2 separate regions of the Homo sapiens genome follow, and region 2 is linked to region 1. Evidence: read pairs that join two places in POLR2A ChIA-PET (ENCODE). Cell type or tissue: PC-9. All regions are shown on one strand.

Region 1 (8,000 bases):
TAGAAACTGTTGTCTGCCTAACATTAAAGGTGTACTTTAGCTGGGTGTGGTGGCTGATATCTGTAATTCCAACACTTTGGTAGGCTGAGGTGGTAGGACTGCTTGAGCCCAGGAGTTTGAAACCAGCCTGGGCAACTTAGTGAGGCTCCTGTCTCTATATAAAAAAAAAAAAAAATTTTAATTAGCCAGGTGGGGTGGCACACGCCTATGGTCCCAGCTACTCAGGAGGCCGGAGTGGGAGGATTGTTTGAGCCTGGGAGGTTGAGGCTGCAGTGAGCTATGTTCATACCATTGCACTCCAGCTTGGGAAACTGAGCAAGACCCTGTCTCAAAAAGGAGGAAAAAAAGTGTACTTTAGTAAGCTTGCTAAGCATTAATTTCTAATTAAGATTTTATTTAGAAATAAAGTTTTATTACAATAAAACTTAATTAGAAATAAAATAATAAACCATAAAAGACTATCTTAAGACTTTACTTCTTTAATATAAGAAGAGCTTATTCCAATGGTTTTATTTATCTTGATTGAAGTTTGTATCTTTTTCACAAAAGAGTGTTTTTTAGTATCTCCTTTCCACACAATGCTTGTATTTTTTATCAGTTGGCTTGCCTCAATTGGATTCAACCCAGGAGGGTACCTTTTTTTTTTTTTTTGCAGAAGTTGCTCAAACTGAGTACTGACTCCTCTCACACGGAAACCACAAGTGTCAGTTTTTCTTAACTTGAAACAAAATTATTCTCCCCGTCTTACCAGCAGTTTTCCAACACTTGCTAGTTTGTGATCTTTCTGTTTCATAAACTTGACCATCTTAGTTATCAACTGACTGAACTGGCCAAGCCCTACCAATGTCACCTGTGTCTATCATGAGTAATTTCTGTTTAGGGCCTACTATTTACAGGGACCTTTTAAACAGATGAATAAAGCCTTTTTCTCTATCACTAGGATCTCTGTCACCGGTGGGAAAAATTTTAAGACACACATGTGTTTTGTTAACTTAAAAAAACATGTAATTTATAATTTAGAAAGGAGACTATTTCTTGTAAAGAATTACAGCCTGCTAATATCCGGAATCTACAAAGAACTTAAACAAATTTACAAGAAAAAAAAAAACAACCCCATCAAAAAGTGGGTGAAGGATGTGAACAGACACTTTTCAAAAGAAGATAATTTATGCAGCCAACAAACATATGAAAAAAAGCTCATCATCACTGGTCATTAGAGAAATGCAAATCAAAACCACAATGAGATACCATCTCATGCCAGTTAGAATGGCAATCATTAAAAGTCAGGAAACAACAGGTGCTGGAGAGGATGTGGAGAAATAGGAACGCTTTTACACTGTTGGTGGGAGTGTAAATTAGTTCAACTTGTGGAAGACAGTGTGGCAATTCCTCAAGGATCTAGAACCAGAAATACCATTTGACCCAGCAATTCCATTACTGGGTATATACCCACAGGATTACAAATCATTCTACTATAAAGACACATGCACACATATGTTCATTGCAGCACTGTTCACAATAGCAAAGACTTGGAACCAACCCAAATGCTCATCAATGATAGACTGGATAAAGAAAATGTGGCACATATACACCATGTAATACTATGCAGCCATAAAAAAGGATGAGTTCATGTCCTTTGCAGGGACATGAATGAAGCTGGAAACCATCATTCTCAGCAAACAAACACAAGAACAGAAAACCAAACACTGTATGTTCTCACTCATAAGTGGGAGCTGAACAATGAGAACACATGGACACAGGGAGGGGAACATCACACACTGGGGCCTGTTGGGGTGTAGGGGACTAGGGGAGGGATAGCATTAGGAGAAATACCTAATGTAGATGACGGGTTGATGGGTACAGCAAACCACCATGGCACATGTATACCTATGTAACAAACCTGCACGTTCCACACATGTACCCCAGAACTTAAAGTATAATTTAAAAAAGAAAAGAAAAGAAAAGAAAGAATTACAGCCTGCAAGGTGGCTGGCCATCCCACAGGCTGGGAAATGTGCCTTAGGCCAAGACCAGAGACAGGCGCTTCAAAGAAGGAGGGGTTGGAGTAGAAGCTTTATGCTGAACCATTGACTAAACACACATATTCAACAGGTCACACGAGGAGCTATGAATATTCATGAAGTTGGTCCTGAGGCATGCCTATTGAACAAACACACATATAACATTCAACTCATGTTTACTTTGGGTGGAGACTTAACATTTAAATGTATATAATCAGGTTCTATATGTCAAAAGGTTATTTCAGGACATGAAGGCATTCAAGTGCACGGTCCCTGTAAACCAACCAGGACCAAGTTCATGGTCAGTGGTCTTCTTATCAGGAGATCACTGACTGAAATCAATCTCTTGTCCAGTCAGAGCTGCAGTGATGGCTGGTGGAACAGTGACCAGGGGTTAGTTAGTCAGCATCTGGTGGAGCTACTGATAGTTTTAATAATGCTTATCTGGAGGCTAGTGCTTGTATAGCTGCTAGAGAAAAAGAAAAAAGCTCTGTGGCAGTTAGAACATAGTCTGTTCTTTAAATGTAGTGGTGTCTGACTTCACCTTTGCCTGGCATGGCCTAAGGTCTTGTTTATAATTTAATATCTTCTTGCCACAGTCTGTTCTGTCAGTCTTACGATCTCTATTTTAACATTAATGCTGGTCAGTTGTTTTGTTTAACCTCCAAAAAAGAGGGGACATAACAAGGCGTGTCTGACCGCCTGTCCCATCATGGCTGGCAACTTTGTTGGTTTGTTTGTTTGTTTGTTGAGAGGGGGTCTGGCTCTGTTGCCCAGTGGAGTGAGTGGCATGATTTCAGCTCACTACAACCTCTGTCTCCCAGGCTCAGGCTATCCTCCCACCTCAGCCTCTCGAGTAGCTAGGACCATAGGCATGTGCTAACACGCCCAACTAATTTTTGTGTTTTTTGTAGAGACGGGGTCTCACTTTGTTGCCTAGGCTGGTGTCGAACTCCTGAGCTCAAGCAATTCGCCTGCCACAGCCTCCTAAAGTGCTGGGATTATAGATGTGAGCCACTGAGCCTGGCCTGGCAACTCAGTTTTTAAGGTTTTTCTGGGGTCCCCTTGGCCAAAACAGTTCCACTCGGTGGGGGACTTATGATATTATTTTTAATTTACAACTTACATAGATTGGACTACATTCATCCCAGTAGTTCTACCTAATAGTGACACCAAAAGTCTGATCCTAGAGTCAGACTAGAATCAATTCGATGGGAATAATACGACTGGGGCACCTTCCAAAGTAGTTTCTCAGGTCTTTTGGCACCAGTATCTCTCTGAAAACTGTAAGACACTACGTAAGTGTGAAAGAAAATGCTAGAGCCAGTGTGGTGGAGTGGTTAAGAGCAGATTTATCAGCCTCAGTTCAGATCCTGGTTCTGCCACTTCCCAGCTCCTTGAATGTGGGCCCATGGCTCAGCCTCTCTGTGCCTCACTTCCTTCATGGGCTGATTATTCTCGGTGTGCCTTTAGGCCCTGTACTGAGCCCTCTGGGGACTGACACATCAAGCCTGTATCACCTGGACTGACCCCTTGACCTCAGGCTTTTGGTTGTTTCAGCCAATGGGAAACGGGAAGGAAACAGGAAAGAGAGAGCAGTCAGCGTTTCCCTCACTCCTCACCTGCCCACACACCACTGGGGCTCTGGCCACATCCCTCTAGACACAGACAGCTCCGCAGAGCTGCCCTTCCTACAGCAGCTCCTCATCAGGCTCCGGTTACACGAGGTCCTTGGCTTGCCCCTTCTGCCCAGGGCTGGGAACAGCTGCCCACTGCTGCTGGTTTCCTGGATGCCTCCCCATCCCTCATGGATTCACTTAAATCTACCTACTCATCTGTAAATAGTCCCTTCCTTAAATTCTCTTCAGAATTCCACCTGTGTGACCCCTGTCTCTTGCCTTGACAAACACACTGCCTGGAGCTGTACTGAGGATTAAATAAACTAATATGTATTATAAAGCACTCAGAACAGCACAGCACACAGATTCAATGCTATCTGCAGATGAGCTGTTGTTATCAGTAAGGTTGCCCTGCCTGCCTTTCCTATCAGTACTGGAAGACACACCTCTGAGATTGCCAAAAATAGATAAAGGCCCTATTTCTAGAGAGCCTCGGATGTCCGGAGAGCCTCTACCAGCCTCCCTACCTAAGGGTATCAGCACAGGCTTGGACAGGAAAGCTAGAGTGAAACTGGCTTCGATATAAATGGGAAAAGCCACCCCAGGCTGGGGCAAGGGAGGGGCAAAAGCAGGGCTCTCAACAAGCCCACAGCTGAAGGACTCAGTTCCTCTGGCAAGACTTGGGCTCCAGGAATTGAAAGGTGAGCAGTCTTTGGTTGATAGGATCTTTAGAGGGTATGGCAACGTGCAGAGGAGGATAAAATGTCCCAGACACACTTCCTTTACTTCACAACTTGGCCCAGGGCCAGCCTGGCTATTTCCCACGTTCTAAAGCCCAGGTGGACCTAAGTGTTTGGAACTAAAATGATCTTATCTAAAAAAGAGCCAGCTGGCAGAATTCACACACACATATTTAATTCTGATGAAAGCTGTTTCAGGCAGGAACCAAGACCATTCTTTATCAACAGGACCGAGGGCATATGCAGAGGATCAAGAGGATGTAGTGGTTGAAAGTAAAGGCTCTCTGGGTAGACTGCCAAGATTCAAAATCGGCTCCACTACTTTCTAGCTGTGCAGCTTTCGCAAGTCACTCAGACTCTCTAAGCCTCACATTTTTAGCCTGTAAAAATGGGCTGGGCGTAGTGACTCACACCTGTAATCCCAGCAGTTTGGGAGGCTGAGGTGGGAGGAATGCTTGAGCCCCGGAGTGCAAGATCAGCCTGGGCAACATGGCGAGACCCCATCTCTACAAAACTAAAAAATTAGCTGGGCATGGTGGGTTCCAGCTACTCGGGAGGCTAAGGTGGGAGAATCACTTGAGCCCAGGAGGTCAAGGTTGCAGTGAGCCATGATTGTGCCACTGCACTCCAGCCTGGGTGACAGAGCAAGACTGTGTCTCAAAAAAAAAAAAAAAAATGTTAGTAACAGACACTACCATTATAGTGATTACGAGAACTAAATAAGGAAATTTAGGTGCAGTGTTTCACACAGCACCTGACACATAGTTAAGTATTAAAAAATGGTTGCTCTCATAAAAGTCATCATTATGATGATCATTATTACTATTACCAGTTCTTAACAGTCAACTAGTAAAAATCTTGCTGGCACAATTTAATGAAAGGGGAACAAGTCTCATAAGTATATTAAATGAAATGGGATTATACTGTGAATATGTATATATATATGTGTATATATATACACATATATATATAAACAACTTATACTTTTTTTCCTTTCTTACAAAATCCAGACCTGGGAAAAATCGCACTCATTATCTAAACCGTGAGGCACCTCTGCTCCTTAGCACAGTAGCATATTGGTTACAAAGTCAAGGTCTGGAATCAGACCAATCTGAGTTCAAATCCCAGCTCTGCTACTGAAGAGCTCATTGACCCGTGAGCAACTTTATCTCATTAAGCTTCAGTTTCCTTATCTGTAAAATGAAGAAATAATAGTTCCTACCTCACAGGATAGTTATGAATATTAAGTGCGATGATGCATGAAATCTCTTCTTAGCAAGTGTTGGCTCTCATTATTAGCCTACTTCCAACAGAAGGCAGTTGTGAGAGTTTCAATGTTAAATAAAATAGAAAGCACCCCTAAGAATATGTGGGAGCTGTCATACTGAAAAATGCTGCCATGCTGGGGGGACAGTTGACTGGAAAGGAGCATAAGGAAATGTCTGGGGTAATGAAAATGTTAAATTTTTGTTTTGGATAGCAGTTACATGGCTGTGTGGAATTGTCAAAACTCACTAAATTGAACACTTAAGACCTGTGCACTTTATTGTGTGAAAATTGTACCTCAATTTTAAAAAGAAAAATAGCAGTTATGAATTCCACTCTAGATCTAAGATTTTATCTCCTCCAATGCTGTATGTGAAGCCTAGAAAACATCACTGATAATGTTCACTTAAAGAGATGCGGAGGCAGGTGCTGTGCATGCTTAAAGGCTGTCATTAAAGATAATGTTTCTACTCAAAACTCATTCATTAGGAACCACTAAGGGCCATGGGGAGGTCTTAGTCATAAGCATTTGTTTCATCAGCTCTATAGGAATAGTGAACCCAAGGCTTACCTTTATGGATTTTACTTAGGGTGTACATTTGTAACGGATGAGATAAGTGGGTAGGATGGAGCCACACCCACCCAACCACCTATTATACATATTACACAAGGTTCATTAACAGTGGCTGTGGTCTTGCTATGGAGAAGTAGGGTGTGCATATCTGATGAGAAAAGATAAACATGTGAATGGATGAAAGAGCAAAAGGACAAACAAGCATTTGCTAAATGGCTATCATGCATCTCCTTGATGATTTAATTGAATTTAATTCTCACAAAAATCTTGTGAAGTCAGGGTTATTATCACCACTTAACAAATGAGAAAGCCGGTACTTAGAAGGAGAAGCAAGGAGCCTCAGGTTCTACAGCCAAGTCACAGTAGAGAGAGAGGGACCTCCATATAATCTAGCGCATATCCTAAATAATTTCTATTTGTTACAAATAATATTTTTTCTTAAGATCTCCCATGTGTTATATTACAGCTTCTATATGCCATTTAGCACATATCAAAAGGTTTCGTCTTTGTTCCAAATGCCATCCCAGCCACTTCTCTTAGGGAATTAATCAATAATTATGGGGTAGGACATACTTTTGAAGCATTAGTCACTGTTTTCCTGTAATATTTTCTCTGATCTCGTTCTTACCATCTTTCAAGTCTCTCAGATAGACTATTCTGAGTTCCACTACCCCCAGGCAGTGTAAGTTAACAGAAAGTAGAGAAACAAATGAGATTCTTTTGACTTTTGAGTCTCCAAAACTCAAGTCCCCATGGGGAATGGGAAAGATACAGGCGTACGTAAGATTTAGAAGCCTATTTGTTAAGCGAGAGAAAGAAATCTCATGCAAGATTACACAGAGATTTCCCAGCTGTGGGGGAAGGAAGGGGTTAGAAGTCAGGAGCACAGGGATGTGAAGGTGACCACTGAGAAGGGCCCTTCCCTTCCTCCCTCACCCATTCAAGTGTCAGATGAGAAGGGGGGATTACTCAAGCTTCAGACAGGTCTGTGGATTCCCAGATCAAAGAGATAAAGCAAGAATATCCCGGAAGAGAAATGATTTTGAGGTGCATCCAGAGATTAATATTGAGGGGGTGGGCCCCGTGGGAGCTGGAGTGTTGGGGGATTTTTTTGTGACTCTAGTGTTGGCCGTCACAGTGAATGCCCTAGACCGGAAAATGACCAGAGACCAGACTCAAACCCTATACCCCCATGTGCCACTTTTTGTCACTGGGACAAAAATTCTGCATCCTCCAGAAGTTAGGTGCAACCTGGGAAGGGTGGGGGACCTCCCCAAATTGACAGAGGTGCATTTCTGCTACATTGAAGGGATGGAGGCTCAAACAAAAATTAGATTGCGTTATAGGAAAATAAACATAGATTTTTTATACAGTTACATATGTGACCTGGTGTTCATATCACTACAGTTGTACCTGCAGTAGACAGTCCTACTTCAGATAGAATAGTCCAAGGAAGGAACAGTATGTGAGGCTTACAAATGGAAATCCAGAGGAAAAAAGAAACTCATTACGGACAATATGTCCCTTTCGGTTTGTCCCCTGCTTTTAAAGCCATCATATTCACTGAGGTCATCCTATTTGGAGAACCCCAAATTTACCTTTGATTGAAAATGCCTGCACCTTATTCCTGGTGAGTTAATGGGACTTCCCTGCTTATACTCTTCAGAGTCTCTGATCATAAACTTTCACCCTGGGATTTGTTTAGTTTGAAGCAGAAGTTTTTTCGATGAGCGTCATTTATTGGTTGAATCCTTTGCAAGAGTCCTCCTGTCCAACACAA
Region 2 (8,000 bases), 450 kb after region 1:
CAAAATAAATACAAGTGAAAATTTAACTCCTCTATATATTGCTTTTTCCAGTAGTAAGCCATCCTCAGATAGATATTTTTTAAATGTTAAGAATGCTGGTTTGACGAGTTGCTCCTTTGTAGGCATATTCCACAGTTGGGACACCAGATTACATTGCTCCAGAAGTATTCATGCAGACTGGTTACAACAAATTGTGTGACTGGTGGTCTTTGGGAGTGATTATGTATGAAATGCTAATAGGTATGTTTTATCATTCATTTATGTACAAAATATATACATTTCCTTGAGTGCCATTGTTTGAACATATTACAGATATCATTGACTAAAATATTTGAAGTCTTTTAAGCTTAATTCTGATGTTCCCCCAATGTTAAATACATACTGATCAATACCAGTGAGCTCCCCACGGATCCTGTTTCAGGAAGGTGGGTATTTAACCCAAACTCCCACGTATAAAAGTGGTTATCTACATAGCTTTTCAGGTAAAAGGGGAGGCAGTGCTTTCAATCCTTTATTTTATTGACTTTATTAGCAACGTGATTGTAAATTGATGAATGGTGGCATTTTTGACTGTTAAATAGAGCACTCAGGGTTGTTTGGTTTCTTGTCGCACATGTTTGGTGGGTATAAACTTCACTGCTCACAAAGCTGATGAAACATTTTTGATTTATTTGATACATAGGATATCCACCTTTCTGCTCTGAAACACCTCAAGAAACGTACAGAAAAGTGATGAACTGGAAAGAAACTCTGGTATTTCCTCCAGAGGTACCTATATCTGAGAAAGCCAAGGACTTAATTCTCAGGTTAGTGGTTAAATTCCTAGAGGAGTTCATAGTGTCTTAAAACTTCCTAAGAACCTAAAAGACTCATTTCACTTTTGTGGGGGAAGAGGGGATACCACTGATGTATACAGTCAAAGAGATCAATAAAGGTGTTTTTAAAAATGTAAACTCTTAAAAGGAAGTATGCAGAAAAAAACGTAGGAATTAAAAAGAGGGAGGAAGTCTTGTATTGCTTCTGTTACTGATATATATAAAAGCAAAAGGTCACTTCTGTTAGAATGCAATGACCTGATTCCATTAAAGAGAAAAAGGAAAATGTTAATAGCAGATTCCTGTCATGAAAAGTATATATGTAAAATCTTCTAAGCAAAAAATTCCATGTGTTCCTCAACTAATATGAAGTGTTTTGGTACTGCTGTGAATGGCTGGAAGGAATATAAATTGGGACAACTTGTGGGAATAGCCAGTTGGCAGCATATTATTTTTTTAAAATCCCTAAACTATGTATGACCTTTGACCCAGAAGTTCTACTTCTAGGGATTTCGCTTATGCAGATAATCAGATACGTATAAAGATTTAGGTACACTATGATTTTCATGGTATTTAATAGTGAAAATTGAAAACTATTTAAATGTTCAACAGTAGTGGACTGGCTCAATAGTAGACTGTCTATAATACCTCTATATGTAAATTTTAGAAAACAAATTTATTGGCTGGGCACAGCAGCTCATGCCTGGAATCCCAACACTCTGGGAGGCCGAGTTGGGCAGATCACAAGGTCAGGAAATCAAAACCATCCTGGCTAACATGGTGAAACCCCGTCTCTACTAAAAATACAAAAAATTAGCCGGGCGAGGTGGCGGGCGCCTGTAGTCCCAGCTACTTGGGAGGCTGAGGCAGGAGAATGACATGAACCCGGGAGGTGGAGCTTGCAGTGAGCTGAGATCACGCCACTGCACTCCAGCCTGTGTGACAGAGCGAGACTCCGTCTCACAAACAAACGAAAAAAAAATTTATTGAAAAATATTTAATGACTTTGGCAAATTTTCTCAGTATATCAAGTGAAAAAAAGCAGACCTAACATAGTAACTATGGTAGCAACACAGTATTTTTAATATTGTAAAAGATTAGCATATTTACAGTAGTTATCTCTAAACAGTGCGCTTACAGATGATTTTTATTTTCTTCCACATTTCCTACAATAAACATAGTTAACATCAATAAAAGAAAAACATTATATTTCTTTAAAAAAGAAATATTTGAAGTAATGCAGCTAGAATACTTTAGATGTAACTTGTGTATGATAATTTCTCTGTTTCCATGTTGTAGATTTTGTATTGATTCTGAAAACAGAATTGGAAATAGTGGAGTAGAAGAAATAAAAGGTCATCCCTTTTTTGAAGGTGTCGACTGGGAGCACATAAGGTATGTTCCTAGGCTTTGAATGGGAAAGGTCTGAGTAAAAACAAATTTCTAGAGTTGGCAATTAATTTACCTCTGATTCTGCTAGATTAAATACAAAAGTAACATATAATGTCATTAAGTGCAGTGTTTTCTGGATTATGTAAGTGAGTGGGACTATTGTGGCTACAGCTTGATGACTCATTTTAGGCTAACATCCACTTTCAGGGAAGAACATTGGGAAGCTGTTTAAATTCTTATATTCATATTCACAGTGAAGGCTGTTAGCACATGAAACATGTATTTACATTTCACACAGTGACCCCTCATTTTTGTCCTTGCTGTAATATACCACATACTGTCTCCTTAATTAATTTATAATAAGGTACAGTCCCTCTTTAAACGGTGGTTGGGCATTAAATAATACAAGTAACTTTTAAGAATTTGCTTACAGTTGTTAATTGTGAGCATTGGCTTTTTTCAGTTTATGGCCAAACTACCATTGGTAGTTCTGATCTGTTCTCCACACAGCAACAGTTTAGAAGCATAAATCTGGCCATGCCACTTTCCTGTGGCCTTTTGCACTTGGAATACAGTTAAGAAGCCTTCACTGCTTTCTTAGGACTGCAGGATATGGCGATTGCCTCATCTGCAGGAGTTGCGTCTTGGATGGCCTCTCCTACTCCTCTTCCCACCTCTAAGTTTTGCTATTTGCTATCCATCCTGACTGAAATGCCCTCTCCCTGCTGCCTCTACCCCTACCCTGCCTAGCTGGCTCCTTTGCATCTTCCAAGATAGCTTATGTGTCATTTCCTTGGTACAGCTCTTCACTGGTGAACCTGCTGTGTGCTAGGCACTCTGCCTATTATTATTACTTATTTTTTTGAGACAGGGTCTCACTCTGTCGCCCAGGCTGGAGTGCTGTGGCATGATCATGGCTCACCGCAGCCTCGACCTCCAGGCCTCAAATGATCCCCCCACCTCATCCCCGCAAGTAGCTGGAACTATAGGCATGTGCCACCACACCCAGCTAATTTTGTTGATTTTTTTTTTTTTTTTTTTTTTGTAGAGATGGGGTTTCACCATGTTGCCCAATTGCCCAGGCTGGTCTTGAACTCCTGAGCTCAAGCGATCCACCTGCCTCGGCCTCCCAAAGTGCTGGGATTACAGGCGCCTAGCCCACTCTGCCTGTTGTAATAATAGCTAATTTTTAAAAATCATTTATTGTGTCCAGCACTGTTTTAAGTACTTTACTTGCGTTTCTCATCTTATCCTCATATAAGCTCTATAAAATAGGAACTGTTATTATCCCTGTCTTACAAGTGAGGAAACTAAGGCACAGAGAAGTTAAGTAATGTGACTATAGTGCTGCAGCTAGTAATTTTTTTTTTTTTTTTTTTGAGATGGAGTCTCACTCTGTCGCCCAGGCTGGAGTGCAGTGGCGTGATCTCGGCTCACTGCAAGCTCCACCTCCCGGGTTCACGCCATTCTCCTGGTGGAGGCCTAACTCTTAACCACTATGCTGTATAATACTATACACACATAACTTAATTGAATAGAACTAGAATACCCTCCCTTTTACAGTGGGAAGGATGCTTAGAGACTGCCAGTTCTTTTGGTTTTATAATGAGGGAACAGTCATGGAGCAGGGATTTGGCTGCCTAAGGTCATACTGCTAGTTAATAACAAGGAAGGTTAGCTCTCAGGCCTCCAGGGTTCTTTCCTCTAAACTAGGTTTATTAAAGTAGTATACTAAGTATAAATGAGTTGGAATAATTCTGGTAAAAAATATATATGGTTTTAAATAATTTGGTAAACTTAGCACCTAATAAATCCAATAAATATTTGTTGAAAAAACAGAAGCAATAAAAACTGATAGCTTCTTTTAACCATTTGTATAGCTAAACTTTTTAGCATGATAAGAAGGCATTTTCATGACTGGTTTCTTTTTAACTGAGTATCTTTGATTCTCTTAAAATTTGTATGACAGAAGTTTTTGCATGCAGATTTCATCACAAATATATAGTCCCTTCACCTATGTGCCCCTTATTTTCCCAAATGACTTTTAATTTATGGATTGTCTACTAGTAGAATTCTATTCCTAAATCAATTAAGAAGGATCCTGTCCTCATAATATCTCAAATACTTTATACAATTATACAATCTTTTAAATAAAACCTCTTCTTTTACTTTTCATTAGCTCATTTTTCCACTTAAAAAAATAGGATGAGAAAGCCTTGGGTACAGAGATATAAAAATGGCAAGTAGGTGGAGATGCTTAATGGATACAAAAAAAATAGAATGAATAAGACCTATTACTTGATAGCACAAGAGGGTGACTATAGTCAATAATAATTGTACATTTTAAAATAACTTAGAATGTAATTGGATTGTAACTCAAAGGATAAATGCTTGAGGGAATGGACACCCCATTCTGCACGATGTGCTTATTACCCATTTCATGCCAGTATTAAAACCTCTCATGGACCCTATAAATATATATACCTACCACATAACCCCAAAAATTAAAAAAATATTTAAAATTCTAAGTAAATGAAAACATTTTAATAAAAAATTATACTCAACTATTTTGAACTCCCTTTAACTAATCTCAAATCCACAATAAATTTCCTTGGATTTTCTAGTATCTGTAGAATAGTATGCAGAATTTACAAGTAGAATTATTTGTTGGAAATTGAGAGTTCAAGAAAAGTTACCATGCATACTTAATACCTTTTTATAGGGAAAGGCCAGCAGCAATCCCTATAGAAATCAAAAGCATTGATGATACTTCAAATTTTGATGACTTCCCTGAATCTGATATTTTACAACCAGGTAAGACAATCTGTAATGTAACTAACCCTATTAAAAGTCTTTGAAGATGATGGCATTTCACTAATGAAATTCCTTTATTTTTTCTCTTTCTAGTGCCAAATACCACAGAACCGGACTACAAATCCAAAGACTGGGTTTTTCTCAATTATACCTATAAAAGGTTTGAAGGGTTGACTCAACGTGGCTCTATCCCCACCTACATGAAAGCTGGGAAGTTATGAATGAAGATAACATTCACCCATAACCAAGAGAACTCAGGTAGCTGCATCACCAGGCTTGCTTGGCGTAGATAACAATACACTGAAATACTCCTGAAGATGGTGGTGCTTATTGACTACAAGAGGAAATTCTACAGGATTAGGATTTCTAAGACTACTATAGGAATTGGTTGGCAGTGCCAGCTGGCTCTTTTTTTTAATATTTTATTATTTTTGTTAACTTTATTATATGAAGGTACTGGAATAAAAGGAACAGACATCCCTTTCTAACTGCACTGCCTACATGCGTATTAAGGTCCATTCTGCCTGTGTGTGCTGTGGCTTTGAACTGTAACACCTCTAATCAATTCAGGAGAAACACATATCATTTAAAGCAACATAGGCTAACCTGTAGGTAACACTGCAGTATTGATGTTTTACTGCAAATCTTATGGGTCTAGATAATCAGTAAAAGCCATCTTCCATAGTTGGTGTTAGAACATTGCCCTATTGGTTTGGACATCTGTAGAATATATATGAAGACAATTTCTGTAATGGTTTTAAGAGATTTAAAAAGAAATTCACTGGTTCTTTACAAAATAGAATTTATCATCAAGTTATTACACAAACTTCACAGTAAGGAGTGACAAGTTTATAATAAGGAAGACAAAGTTTAACACCTTCACTCAAGCACTCCACTAATATATTTACGTTGCATTCAGAAATACTGATGACCTTCATATACGTAGTCTGTATACTCATAGGGAGATGTACTGTATTATATAACATGTAAAGTTGATTTTCTTGTGACAAGAGAACTTCTTTTTTTAACAAGAGGACATGGCATTATTTTAATTTGATTATGGTGAGTTGAATTTAAGACATGACCATGAAGGCTGCTTGTAGAATTAGTGTATTTTTATTAAACTATTTTTTTAAATGTCAAACTTCTATCATGTAAATGGACTTATAGAGAACAAAAAGCTATTTACTTTGGTTTTCTAGAAAGTTGTTACATATCATGGCTGGTTAACTTTTATTTCTTTTGATGAAAATTTTTCCTTTGATAGTACTTGTATTATTGTGCCATTATTTTCTTATGCTCCAAATGTACCAAAGATCTTGAACAGAGTGGATGTTCACAACTGAGTAGAATTTTCCTTTCCTGTGGGCATGCTGTATTCAGACCTGACAGATCTTTGATAGAGGTCAGCTTATTAAAGGGCAATATTGTTCTTGTTTAGCTACATCACTGTGGTGAATATAGATGGAATTAAGGAAGTAAATGCAGGCCAGGGGGTTGTGATGAGAGGATAGGGGAGATAATATCAGCATCAAATTCTTTGGGTATCTCTCTAAGAATTAAATAATCTTTTCTAGCTTAATATTTTAATTCTAATTCAAACAACTCTGAGGTTTTGGTTTCATTAGTAATAGTTGAGGAATAATATACTAGCAAAGAATGGCCTAATGTTTGTCATAACTGTTAATGGATGAAATTTTTTAAAGATACAACCATGATAACCATTATAAATGATCTATGATCAAAATCTAAAGTGATGAATTATTTGTAGGAATGTCTTCCTAATGGGGAAGAATTGCATAGGAGCATTATGCAAATCTACACAAGCTTTTATAAATGTTGCTGCTGGGTAGCTCCACAGTGTTTCATAAGGCCATCCTGTTTCCCCCAACTCCCCCATTTTTGGTTTGTTTCTTTTTAAATATTTGTTGAGTACTTACGTGTTTATCTAACAGTTCACTTCCATTTTTCTAGTCTGGATTTTTTGAGTATTTAGGAAAGAGAGCTATTAAAAACTGGGGATTTCTCAATGTGACTAACTCTAATTTTTCTAATTATAACTGCCTTTAATTAACATAATATTAACTTTTGCTGAGGTTTATGAGATTTTCTCACCCCACATCGCTCCCCTTTTTTTAAAAAGGACTGTTTTGCTAGTGTGATAATGAATAGGTAAGATATGAGATAATTGCAACATTGTCTAGTTCTAGTATGGTAACTATTCTTGAAATGGTATTGAAAAATACCGTTAATTCAAATTGACAGAGATTGATAAAAAGAAACTGATTTACCTAAGTTTACTTTTTAATTGCATAATAGAGCATTTTTTGTTTTGAGTTCCCTCATTCTTATTACCAGAAAGAGCTTGCAAATAGTTTTACTTTCTTGGCACTGGAAGGGTAGTTCTGGAAAGCTACTTTGTTGAGAGTCTCATTCTTCCCTGGAGTTAATAGAGTGATTCACAATCTTTGGGGTTTTCTCCTCATCAAAAGCATTTCTTAAGTGCCTATCTAAAAGCAATTAAAGACTGTGTCTGCCCTTTAGAAGCTAAGAATTTGATTCATGATGCAAATTAACTAGATAATTTGCAAAGTACCCTTGAGATTGAATTTTCTCTATTATATATTTCCCATATTTCAGGTGAATAATTTAATTTAAATGACAAAACCCTATCTAGTCAACTGGGCATAATGACATTTTCTTTAAATTAGACTCTATTTTGAATTAAAAGAGTTTTATTATAAACCGTGTGTTTTTGGTTTTTCTAAGTATATAGAAAGCTTGTATAATTCAGATTTATCAATTTCCTGATTTAATGTAGACTTTGACTTTTTTATTAAAAACCTTTGTATTAAAGCAAGTTATGTTATTTTTCTTTTATGCATTTATTACTAACATAGCTTTAAATCTTTAAATGTATTGAAGCATTGTGCTGTCTGAAAATAAGGAATTGCTTATAAACCAGCCACTTCTGAATAC

The links. ChIA-PET counts read pairs that join two places held together with the same protein. Peaks named below come from ENCODE experiments on the same cell type or tissue, not always from the same donor. Only the 100,000 strongest peaks of a DNase experiment are listed, where the experiment ranks them.
Region 2: POLR2A ChIA-PET joins it to region 1 with 12 read pairs; 3 of 35 experiments call an interaction of 5 or more read pairs at or near these places.

What each region holds. Positions count from the first base shown.
Region 1 is chr12:26,866,537-26,874,536 of GRCh38, forward strand. No RefSeq gene overlaps it. Among named protein-coding and RNA genes, the nearest start is that of ITPR2, 37 kb to the left of the region's middle. RefSeq lists an enhancer at 7,990-8,000. In PC-9, no CTCF peak of the experiment used is centred here; a DNase peak (open chromatin) is centred at 4,635; H3K4me3 peaks cover 1,160 bases; H3K27ac peaks cover 1,308 bases.
Region 2 is chr12:27,317,214-27,325,213 of GRCh38, forward strand. It overlaps STK38L (serine/threonine kinase 38 like), which reads left to right. Exons shown (of 14, transcript NM_015000.4): 10 at 123-240; 11 at 683-806; 12 at 2,115-2,210; 13 at 4,930-5,021; 14 at 5,115-8,000. The coding sequence ends at 5,242. Among named protein-coding and RNA genes, the nearest start is that of BMAL2, 12 kb to the right of the region's middle. In PC-9, no CTCF peak of the experiment used is centred here; no DNase peak of the experiment used is centred here; H3K27ac peaks cover 990 bases.